3 separate regions of the Homo sapiens genome follow, and all the other regions are linked to region 2. The links are chromatin contacts, found by Hi-C or POLR2A ChIA-PET in ENCODE. All regions are on one chromosome and are shown on one strand. The core of a region is the stretch at or near the end of the contact, and the rest is flanking DNA. Distances in the headings are between cores, read along the strand shown. Region 1 holds the start of ADIRF-AS1 (ADIRF antisense RNA 1). Region 2 holds the start of PAPSS2 (3'-phosphoadenosine 5'-phosphosulfate synthase 2). Region 3 overlaps LOC101929727 (a long non-coding RNA gene).

What was found. Hi-C counts contacts between places; a loop is a spot of excess contacts on that map. ChIA-PET counts read pairs that join two places held with the same protein, here RNA polymerase II (POLR2A). Pooled maps may share reads with other maps.
Region 1: a loop to region 2 is called in a map of endothelial cell of umbilical vein, with 6 times the contacts of the local background. The contact joins the promoter of ADIRF-AS1 here to the promoter of PAPSS2 in region 2. A Hi-C loop is called at or near these places in 1 of 168 maps with a recorded cell type or tissue (endothelial cell of umbilical vein). POLR2A ChIA-PET finds 5 or more read pairs at or near these places in 1 of 52 experiments (PC-9).
Region 3: a loop to region 2 is called in a map with no recorded cell type, with 2.5 times the contacts of the local background. The contact joins the enhancer-like site here to the promoter of PAPSS2 in region 2. A Hi-C loop is called at or near these places in 2 of 37 single-sample maps with no recorded cell type and 4 of 50 pooled maps. POLR2A ChIA-PET finds 5 or more read pairs at or near these places in 1 of 52 experiments (AG04449).

The regions. Positions count from the first base shown.
Region 1 is chr10:86,969,276-86,973,172 of GRCh38, forward strand. It overlaps ADIRF-AS1 (ADIRF antisense RNA 1), which reads right to left and starts at 1,965. Exons shown (of 2, transcript NR_170185.1): 1 at 1-1,965. It overlaps ADIRF (adipogenesis regulatory factor), which reads left to right. Exons shown (of 3, transcript NM_006829.3): 2 at 925-987; 3 at 1,201-1,640. The coding sequence ends at 1,307. LOC124902474 reads left to right here and starts at 2,130. Exons shown (of 3, transcript XM_047426123.1): 1 at 2,130-2,289; 2 at 3,838-3,897. The coding sequence starts at 2,130. It overlaps AGAP11 (ArfGAP with GTPase domain, ankyrin repeat and PH domain 11), which reads left to right and starts at 1,061. Exons shown (of 11, transcript NR_171046.1): 1 at 1,061-1,640. RefSeq lists silencers at 17-311, 1,893-2,442 and enhancers at 153-906, 907-1,658, 1,495-2,694.
Region 2 is chr10:87,658,532-87,662,195 of GRCh38, forward strand. PAPSS2 (3'-phosphoadenosine 5'-phosphosulfate synthase 2) reads left to right here and starts at 1,347. Exons shown (of 13, transcript NM_001015880.2): 1 at 1,347-1,477. The coding sequence starts at 1,451. RefSeq lists a silencer at 1,095-1,334.
Region 3 is chr10:88,270,372-88,273,882 of GRCh38, forward strand. The region is part of intron 1 of LOC101929727 (a long non-coding RNA gene); the gene reads left to right. It also overlaps a transcript of RNLS not described here. Among named protein-coding and RNA genes, the nearest start is that of RNLS, 310 kb to the right of the region's middle. RefSeq lists an enhancer at 1,230-1,279. Within about 2 kb of position 1,565, at least 7 of the 41 ENCODE cell types and tissues checked have a DNase peak (open chromatin) inside an H3K27ac peak, as active enhancers do.

The DNA.
Region 1 (3,897 bases), core at 715-3,214, 690 kb before region 2:
CAGGGGAGGCCCACAGTTCTTCCCTTGAGACTGAAATGCTACCAAGGAAGCCTCCGTGTCAGGTCCCTTCCTTCTGGGCTTCACTTTTCCATCTGAGAGCTGGGTGCAAAGGATGGGCTGCTTTCTGATGGGTTAATCGAGACGAGGTTCCCAGGGGCCTCTCAGCACACTTGCCTGACTAACCCTTTCCGGAGGATGGGATCTGGGTAAGGCAGGCCCTTTCCTGTTCAGCAGCAGGGATGAGTTACAGCTCTGTAGGCGGGAGCCACCTGTCAGCCCCCCCGGGGCTGGTGACTCCATTCCCAGCAGGCCGAAACTCTGGTCCAGAGGAGATAGTCCGGCCTTGGAAGTTTTGCCTCCTTCCTTCATTTGTCTCCTAATGTCTTAAGCTGCCTGTCCACAGAGGCACTGGCTTTGCTTGTGTGCCCCTCCGGGCAGGCCACAGGAGGGAGGAGGCAGTAAGGACCTGGCAAAACTGCAAGCCCCAGGGCTAAGTGCATGAAAGGTGGGAATTCAGGCATCTGGGCCAGGCTTCTAGGGGAGAAGCTGTAAAAGGGGGCAAGGGTCTTCTGCGCCATCACCAGCATTAGCCAACAGTCCAGATGCTAGCTGCAGCCTGGCCCTGCCCTGCCTTCCTTCCTCTGTCCAACATTTTCTCAGTAGCCCTGGAGATGGAAAGGGAAGCTCCTCCCCCACAGAGAAGGAGCTCAGAGTTAGAAATAAACAAAAACATCCCAGAGGCATGGAAAGGTCTCCTGCCCCTCGGGCTGGGGGGCCCTGGGCCAGGGACTTTATCTCCATGGCATCCATCCCTTGGACCTGTACCACCGAATACTCTGGAGGACACAGAGGCATGGCAATGGTGGGGCACCTGTAGTCGGTGGTGCCTCAACAGGGGCTAAAAGCCACATCTCTCTGTTCCAGTGTCAGCGGCCGGAGCGGCAGCTCAGCAAGTGGTGGACCAGGCCACAGAGGCGGGGCAGAAAGGTCTGGTGGGGCTGGAGGGAGGCGGGCAACCCCAGCACACCTCCCACTCCCCGCCCCATCCCGGCTGGGGCCCAGGCACATCCTCTCCTCTGCAGAGCCCTCTGTCCACAATGCCCCAAGCAGGTCCCCCGGGAGACCCAGGCCAGGCTAAGCCTACAGGCACTGTGGTTCCCGGGCCCTGCCTGACCTGCCCTCTCTCCCGCCCTTCCCCAGCCATGGACCAGCTGGCCAAGACCACCCAGGAAACCATCGACAAGACTGCTAACCAGGCCTCTGACACCTTCTCTGGGATTGGGAAAAAATTCGGCCTCCTGAAATGACAGCAGGGAGACTTGGGTCGGCCTCCTGAAATGACAGCAGGGAGACTTGGGTGACCCCCCTTCCAGGCGCCATCTAGCACAGCCTGGCCCTGATCTCCGGGCAGCCACCACCTCCTCGGTCTGCCCCCTCATTAAAATTCACGTTCCCACCCTGTGTCCACTTCATGATTCCTCGCAAGCTGGGCCCAGTCCTCTCATCCCAAGAGCAGAGCCACCGTAGCCGGAGTCCTAGCCTCCCAAATTCGGAAATCCAATCCAACGGTCTCAGGAATGTTTTCCATCCCGCCACGCGCCTCCCGAAGCTCCCAGACCGGAGGCTCAGCCCCCATCTCGGTTAGTGCCCCTCTCCCGCCCGACTTTAGAGCCAGCCCCTGCCCCTTATTCCCTGCCCCAGGATCCCGGCCCCTCCTGGGAGCTGGGCTGGACTCGGTCCTCAGATCCTCGGAAGGCTCAGCTCTGGGCGGGGCAAGGGACCTTGCAAGTCGGGGGGGCCTCGGGAACTTCTCTCCGCCAGCTGCGACTGGAGGCTGGGAACAGGGGAGACGACCCAGGGCCACGGCCCCTCAGGACTTCAGGCGGCCGGAGGTTGTGGGGACGAAGCGGAGTCGGGAGCCGGGCTTCCGGCCCTCACTACCCCGTCTCGGCCCGCGGGTTGCCTGCGTGCCCGCCCCACCCAGCGGTGAGTCATGGGGCAGGGCCCGCGGGAAGCTTTGTTGAGTGGGGCGCTGCCGCCCGGCGGGGTCCCGCCCCGCCACTCCCCGGGGAGGGGCTTCGGGGCACGGGGCCGTGCACGTGAGAACGAAGCACGGTTGTGGGGGGGGCATGCACGTGCGCGCTCGCGTGCGGGAGACCCCTCCCTTCCACACCACTTCCTTTCGGGACAAACCGGTAACCTCCGGCCCTGGAAGGTTTTGTCTAGTGGGTTCCGGATGGACTGGTGTTCCCAGCACCCCCCCGGCACGTGTCCACGCGTGTGGCCCCGGTACGGTGTATGCCTTGCCAGTAGGTGACTCAACGTGGCACTGGTTGAGCGCCGGATGAGGCCTGGCCCTGGCGCGGGGCGTGGGCTGCTGCGGCCCTTTCCTCCCCGCGCCCCTCACGCCCCAGCGGGCCCCTAGCGGTTCCCGTCCACCCGCTCCATGTCTTTACCCCGGTACTACCTCCACCTGCAGTCGCCTCCTCCTGCGCGCCAGTGGCCTCTGCGTTTCTGTTGAAAGGTACCGACTACGCGGTGCTTCCCAGTTCTGAGGCGATTTAGTCAGCGGACTCAAGGCGCGCTCCCTGCCTTCCCCGGCCTCCCAGCAGGGGACGAAGTCCCCAACCTGGCTGCCAGTCCAGATGCTGCAGTACAGGTCTGCCTAGGAGGCCGTTCCCTTCTCCAGTCTGAGATCTCCCTCGCGGGGCACGTGTCTACCACCCTTAACCCAGGGCTGCCCTGGTTCCACTATCGGTTACATGTTGCTGACTGTCCCCAAAAGGTTTCTTTGTAGAATGTGGGAAAGTCCTTGAAGAGACACCCGGAGCAGTGTCAGGGGCGCTTCCAGGAGCCCCTGCCTCCAGGAGCAGGTCCTAGGGTCTGGAGAGCCGGCCTCAGGGCCACTCCAGGAGGCTGGTGGGGCTGGACTGGCAGAGCCCAGCATCCTTCTGGTGTGCATCATTCCCCTATGACTCAGGGATGAATCCCAAGGGACTTTTCACTTGTTCTCCTTGTGAGTGATCGCCTTAAGTGCGACCCAGGTGCGGCCAAGGAGAGAGATCAGGCCTGAGGCCAGGAGTCTTCTAGAAAAGGCTTTTCTTGTCTTGAAGGCGGGGCATGGTGGCTCAGCCTGTAATCCCAGCACTTTGGGAGGCTGAGGCGGGAGAATGACTTGAGACCGGGAGGTCGAGGACCGCTGCACTCAGTCTGGGCAACAGAGTGAGACCCTGTCTCAGAAAAAAAAAAAAAAGCCGCCCTTCATCTTCCTCTGGACACCTTGTGGCTGGAAAGGAACCCTAGAACCAGCCACTTGGAACCACAGGAGGAACAAGTCTGAGGAACAAGTCTAAGGAAAAGCCCACCTGCTGATGAGGGCAGAGCCTCCCAGACCTCCAGCCTGTTCCCACAACACCCCCTCCCTTCCATCTCAGCCACCTTGACCTTCCCATCATGCTCCTGCTGCCTCGGTATCTTCACACCTGCGGCATTTTCTGCCTGGCATACTCTCCATAAATCACCCTTGCCTATTGCTCTTCCAAACGTCAGGTCTCAGCGGCCTTGGGTGTGCCGACACACACACACACACACACACACACACACAATATGCATCAGGCCCCTGGTGACACATTCTCACACCCCCTGTACCTCCTTTTTAGAGTCACAATGAGCCTTCATGTGTGCTTCTCCATAGTGGTGGTTCATGGGGCTGTAACCAGTCCCTTTTTAGTGCATGCTCTGTGTCTTCTGCGGTGCTCAGGCAGCACTGGCTAAATGATTGCATGGAGGACCATCCTTTTGTTCTCCTGATGGATGACAGTGAGTTCTCATTTTCAGGTTTACCATGGAACCATCTCTGCAATGCAGCCCCTTCCACATTGCCCCAGCCCCATGGAG
Region 2 (3,664 bases), core at 97-2,596:
TGGAAAGCTGGCAGTCTTCCAGAAATACAATTAGGTATGAAAGAAAAGTCCCATCCCTCACCTCCATAGAATATTACTCCAACTCTTTCACAGCAGGAACACTAGAGTGGGAATGAGAAGTGTGGCCCTTGTGTGTTACGTTACTTCTTTTGAGAGTATGGTCATATCCATCCGTTTGTAGCATTACACAAGGAGTCAGTTAAGGTACAAGGGGTGTGAGACCCAGTGACTGCCCCCAAAGTGCTTGTCACTAGAGCTTCTCTCCCTCACCTCTACTTGGCCTTGACATTTGGGTTCGTTCAGAGGGTTGCCCCATACTGCCTTTGGGTTCGTTCAGAGGGTTGCCCCATACTGCCTTCTGGTAAAATCTTGGCGCCCTAGGCCTAAGCCTGCTCATCTTGTGCCTCCTTTTCCTCCTCCTCAGGGCCCATTCCAGTGGAACAGAAGTGCTACTTTGGGGGTGGACTGAAACAAGTTGCTGGGCTTCCATTGGCCATTGCCACTTGCTTGTCGTTGTGAGGAGGGGCCGTGCCTCCACAGGCCCATACCTGTAACCTGACGATACTGTTGTGAGCGGGAATGGAGGAAGTGCATGGAAGCCCCTCAGCACGATGCATAGTGAACAGACAAGCTGTGAACCTTGGGAGTTATCACCATGTGTGATGATGCTGGTGAAGAAAGCCTGCACTGAGGAGGCTGTCAGCCTGGGTTTGAATCCCCTCATTTGGAATATAATCTTGGCAAAGTCTGAAAGCCTCAATTGCTCGTTTGTAAAACTGGAAGATAGTAGGACTTGCTGCCCGGGGTCGGGGCAGGATGGAGGGGGCCCATGAGAATTAAGGCAGAGCCCAGCGGAGTGCATTGTAAGGATCCATGAGTGTGAACCTTCGTTTTTACTACTGCATATGAGGATCCTGCCAACAAACCTGGCGGCTTCAAGCATCCTTGCCCTTAACCAAATAAGCTCTTAGGTCCTAGAGGCAGGAAGACTTCCTTGAAGAGGCGCGGGAGGCTGGTGAGGGGAGTGGAGGACGCTCTGGGACCCTCTGGGGGTGGGGCGGGCGGGGTGAACTTGACCCCAGGCCGCGTGCCGGGCGTGCCATCTGCCGCTCCGCTGCAAGGTCTCGCCCGGGACCGGGGCTGGCGGAGCGCGCGCCCGCGAGTAGGGGCCGGGCCGGGGACCCCGCCTAGGCGGCGGCGGCCGGGTCCCCAAGGCTGGGCGCTGCTTGCGGAACCGACGGGGCGGAGAGGAGCGTGGCGGGAGGAGGAGTAGGAGAAGGGGGCTGGTCAAGGGAAGTGCGACGTGTCTGCGGAGCCTTTTTATACCTCCTTCCCGGGAGTCCGGCAGCCGCTGCTGCTGCTGCTGCTGCTGCTGCCGCCGCCGCCGCCGCCGTCCCTGCGTCCTTCGGTCTCTGCTCCCGGGACCCGGGCTCCGCCGCAGCCAGCCAGCATGTCGGGGATCAAGAAGCAAAAGACGGTAGGCTTCCAGGCGCCGGCTTCCCTCCCCGCCACCGCACTGCACGCGCCGACCCCCAACCCCCAATTCCCCGGCACTTGGGTCCCACCCTCCCCGGGAGGGGGCGTCGGGAGGAGGAGTAAGAGTGGGGCACGGAGGGAAGCAAGAGAAAGAGGCTCTGTGTGGAATTCCCGGGGCAGTCCTCGCCCCGCAGCCCCTCTCCACCCCGCGACTCTGGGAATCTGCGCTCCTTGGGGTCGCCGCGCCCGCGAGAGACCTCCCGAGCTTCTCAAGTGGGTCCGGATCTAGATCCAGGACCAGGGACAGGAAATCCCCTTTCTTTCCCAAGAGCTCTTCCAGACCCGCCTTTTCTTCTGTAGGGTCTCGGAGCAGATCGAGCTGACTCCCGTTCTGCCAGGTCTGGTCGCTGGGGTTTTGTCTATGGGAACTTCCTTGGAGTGGGCTTTAATGACGGACTTTCATAGAGGAAACTGCAATTATCAAAGCAAACTGGAGGAAATTGCATTTCTACACTGGCGGGATTTAGCCCTCTAGCTTGATTTCGGCATTGGGTGGCATCTCGAGTTCAGTAATGAGGGGTGAGGGTGCCCCTCGGTTTGGTGGAGTAAGATGAGGGGACTGTGTTGAGGAGGCACACTTTTACCCAGAATTAATAATCTGAGCTGTCCTCCTTTAATGGGAAATATGAGGGCGTGTCAAAGAGAAAAGTTTCTTTCCCAGCAACATGGGCACCTATAAATTTTGCATTCTTAAAAATGGCAGCAGTTCTATTTGTCAATTATACCCCAATAAACTGAAAAAAAAAAAAAAAAAAAAAAAAAAAAAACCGGGAGCAGTAATCATAGACTCTTAGAGTTGGATGGCGCCTTCTAGACAGCACTGGGGCCACGTCAGATGTGGTCAGCAAGCCTTGATAAAATCCTACTCAGCAGTTTGGCCGCTGAACATTCTATCTTCAGCCACCACCCTGCAAGCCTCAGATGATTGTACTGGTTACTGAATGGGTTGACCTCTCTCTAGTAGATAGACGTGCAATGGACACATAGTAGGTGCCTGATAAATGTTTATTCTTATATAATGTGTATTACCGAAATATCTTTGAGGTGTATTTGTGGTGGGCCGGGGAGAGGTTTAAAAAAAAAAACAAAATATAAAGCCAAGAAGTGGGGAAGGAGTGTGGAGGGGCCATGCAGGGCTAGAAGGGTCATTTGAGCAGCAAGAGAACAGGGTGGGGGCTCTGTGGCTCCAGGGACCATACTGGACCAGCAGGAGGGTCCAGGGTGTAGGTGGCATCAATTTGGGAAGGGACATTTATCAAAATCCAGCTGCCTTTCTCAGGAGTAATTTTTAAGTGGGGGACTCTCAGCGTTGTAACATATTTTTGAAATAATAAATGAAAATCACTTGTATTTTGTTCCTATTTAATGCGATTAATTTCTGTAAAATCCTAAATAGTGTCTTCTAAATGGCAAGCCGCTGTGCCAGTAGCTTTTTATATCAGTGGGGTTTTAATTCCCACCTTCCTGCTTGCATCAAGAATTCCTTCTCAGTTGTGATGGGGGACTTTGTCAAGCATTAGAAAGGGACGAGGTGGTCTCTCCTCTTGATGCCTCCAGTCGGCAGGAGCCCAGGAAGAGGAGGGTTTGAGAACAGGGTCATTACAAATCAATTGCGGGGGCTCTGCACAGTCAGAAGCAGTGAGAAATTTGAGGGCCGGAGGGTTTGGTTTTTGTATTTACACATTCTGAACCTTCTATTTTTTGTTAGGTGGGTGTATGTGTGTGTCTGTTTTATACAGCATTAAATTAACTCCTGAAACAGCTAACTGAAATAGAACTTTTCTGAATTTTGATTTAGTCTAACGCAGTTATAACCCAGGCACCAACCCAAGTTCCCAAAAGGGCTAGATAGGTACTATCGGTACTATTTACAGCAAGCCAGCTGTAAATGCATGTGGAATCTCTCAAGCTTTGAATGTTCATTCAAAATGTGTTTTGAAACCTTGCAGGCCAAAGCAAAATCTGTCCGCTTGTGTGACCTCTGAACTAATCAATTGTTTGATAAGTATTGCTGACCTCACAAGCTAGCCTAGGAGTGAGACTGAGCTGATCTTTTACGGTCTTATAGGAATCATCACATTGTTTACTGCACTGTCAACAGAGGACAGTTAATTCACACAGCAGCCAC
Region 3 (3,511 bases), core at 315-2,814, 610 kb after region 2:
GTCTTCAGGCCAGGCACTCCAAAGGCAATTTAGGGGACAAGTCTTGCTTGTTAGATACTGGGTCCCTTCAGCCTCAGTTGCTGTCTTGTGCCTCAGGGGTTCCTAAACTCGAAGTGGTGGCCCAGAGTTTCCTTCAGGTGCTATGACACTGATTTGAGAAAGAAACCTAAGTTTCAGCTGCCCACTGTTTCCCTCTGTGAGCAACTTGAGTCTGGTTCCACTCAGGATCCTCTGAGAACTTAGCTCAATACTTGTCCAATAGTAAACACTCCATAATGTTTGCCTGTTTGAATCTATAATCAAAATCTCCAGTAGGAGAAGGCCCTTGTATTTCTGTTTCATTTTTTTTGCTAGTTGGTGGGAGAACACACTTTTCAAAATACTAATAGTTCACCACCGGACAAGAGATACATACAACCCCAACTTCCAAGTAAATGGAAAATACCTTTTCTGGGTACGTTTATTTGGAAAGGGTTTCTTCACTTGAAGAAAGAATTAACAAACCCCTGTTTGGGAGGATAAAACAAGAAATTCCTTTGGGATGTCTCAAGTTTCTAGAGAGCCAGGCTCTCGCAGGCTGAGGTGGCTTCCACACTGTTCATGAACTGCTCTTGGCGGGCTGGTGGCCTGTTTGATATTCTGAGGTCTAGCAAAGATTTAGCTCCAGGGGGTCATCAAGAGGTCATGGTCTTGATCATTTCCTCTGTTATTTATCTTTGGCTTGTGGTACTGGAGCCTGCCTTTGATACAGGGCATTTCTACCACAGCTGCACAGAATCAAGCATTTCAGTGATTTGGTTTGAGGTGAAGGAGGCTTGGCTTCTAATGCTGCGAAAATGTCACTGGGTACATCTGAGAATATCTAGCTCTGTCCTTCACTGATGAGCAAATTCATTTCTGGGGGTTTACCAGTGGCACTTCCCAGACTTGGGTCAGGAAAGGAATCCTCCTGGTGAGGACAGCAGTTTTCAGTTTGAGTAATTCCATTTTCAGTTCCTTCTGAGACATTTTTCTTGCTCTGAGCTGGAGATAAAAGCAGCATGTCTCAGGCCTCTAGGGTGGATCTCTACTTTTCAACACTGTTTATGACTCACCTGTGACTGCCCTCAGTGCAGCCAAGGGGACCATTTATGCTGAATTAGCCTTTGGATTTTTCTTCTTAGTGACAGCAAAACTTCCGTGACAGCAAACAAGTAAACCACAGGAACATCCCTGGTCTGCTCAGCACAGCAGGCTCTTGGGTTCTCAGAGAGCCTGGGAGGACTTTTCAGCTTGTCTTATGTGGGTTTGTTCACCCCGTCCGGTTTCATTTTTATTTAAAACAATTGGTATCTTTCATCTTGGTTGCCAAGTATGGGTTGCATATGGTTTTGACCTGATATGAAGGGCCCAAATCAAATACCCAGGACTTGGCCTGGAAAATTGGTTGTATAAGACCTGCTCTCTTGTTCCCCTAAAAAGCAGCCTAGCAAATGGAAGCAATGGGTCCCAGGAGTTCGTTTCTGTATGCGGCTCTAACTCTGCCACGAAGGCCAGGACAGATAGTGTGCAGTGCTCTGTCATGTCTACCAGAGAAAATGATGCAACATGTGCTGGAGACTTTACCATCTGTGCAAGAGTGCAGCCCTAGGCTCAATCCAAAAGAAAAAGGAAGTGGCATTATAGCAGGGATATTCCCAGTGAGTCAAATTCCCAGAACAGCCTGTCCCTCCTCAAGGTGGTCAGTGTGCCCCAGCATCTCACCTCCAGATTTGGACTAAAACAGAACTGTTGCGTGCAGGGGTTAGAGAGGACTAGAGCAGTGATGTATTTTATATATCATATTTTCTAGCAATGGTTTTCCATCTGAAACCCAGTTTACATTGTGGCCCAGGGCACAGAAACAGAAGCTTTATGAAACAAGTTACTGTTTCCATGTGTCAGCATTCTAATTTTCCTTTCCTTTTCCTGTTCTTTTTTCTGTTATTTTAATTTTTTAAAAAAGCTTCTTGACTCACTAAATTACTATAACAAACCACTTATGAGTCAAAGCCCATATTTTGAAAAACAACATTGCATTAGTGTATACAGGCAGCACCTTGGGAACATTTATAGAATATGGATTCTTGGGTCCCTCTCCAGGGATTCTAATTCAGTCATTCCTGGGCCCAAGAATCTACGTTTTATGTTAACCTGACCTAAATGTGACCATTATGAGGGCAGGAAACGGTTTTGATCCCTAACATATCCCAAGTGCTTTACATGAAGAACTTGGTACAGCACAGGCTCTTGGTCATTGGTGGTTGAATAAATAAATGAATGAAAAAGTATTGATCTTCAAATGATTCCATCCTTCAACCCCAGCCGTGCCTCCCTTTGCATCTATACTGTTGTCTTCGTTTTTTTAAGATAGATACTCAAATAGTCTCTAGACCTTTGAATTGCAAAATTGCTTTGAATCTCCAAGTTGGAAGCTGCCTTGAAAGTCTCTAATCTAGGGATTCTCAGGTGTAGAAACTTTGTCTCGCTGCTTTAGAATTCCTTGGGGAAGTTTAAGGCAAATACATATCCCTAGACCCCAGCCCTGGAGTTTCAATCCAGGTAGATAGGGTTCATGGCCCAGGAATCTGCATTCTATCCTCCCTCGGGTGATGCTGTGGCCCAGCCAGGGTTGGGATGCACTGTTCTTGTGACCTCTCCCCACTGTGGATCACTGTGGATGGTGGTCACCCAGCCTCTGCTGGAAACATTTTGGGCTGGCAGAAAGAAACTCCCAGAGGTCTGCTCCACATTGAAAAGCTCTGCTTATTGGAAATTTCTTACTGATATTAGCTTCAATCACTTTCCTACTGCTGCTAGTCTTGGTTCTGCCCTCTGGAGCACCTCAACACAAGGCCAATTGGCTGCCTGACTGCTCATTGTGAAAATACAGAAAAAATATAAAGAAAGAAATGAAAATTTTTTAAAATCCCACCACCTTGAAGACATTGAATATTTCTTTTGGTCTTAATATATGTACACACATAAATGCATGTTATACTCACTTGATGTTTTTTAGAAATGACAAGCATCCTGTATTCTTGACTTAGCATTACATATTGTGGGTTTTCTCTTAACATTATATCACAAAAAATATCCCAGATAGAAAAATTTGCTTTAAACCCACATTTTAAAATGACTGCATTAAATTCCACTGTTTTGATCTATTAGAATTTATTCAGCCATTTCCTGTTAGTGTTGATTTAGGTTATTTCCAGTTTTCCACTATCATAACTAATGCTTAAATAAACATATTGCAAATAAACCATCGTCTGCATCCTGGATTATTTCTTTAAGCCAGACTCCTAGATGAAATTTATTGAGTTAGAAAACATGCTTTAAAAAACACTTGATACATATTGCCACTTACTATGCGAACAGGATGTGAAAGTTTTCACTTGTACCAGTCATTTTAATCCCTGATTAGAATTTAGTCATTCAAAAAAAAATGCCAAATTGATAGGTTAAAAAATTACGTTTCATTATAGTTTTT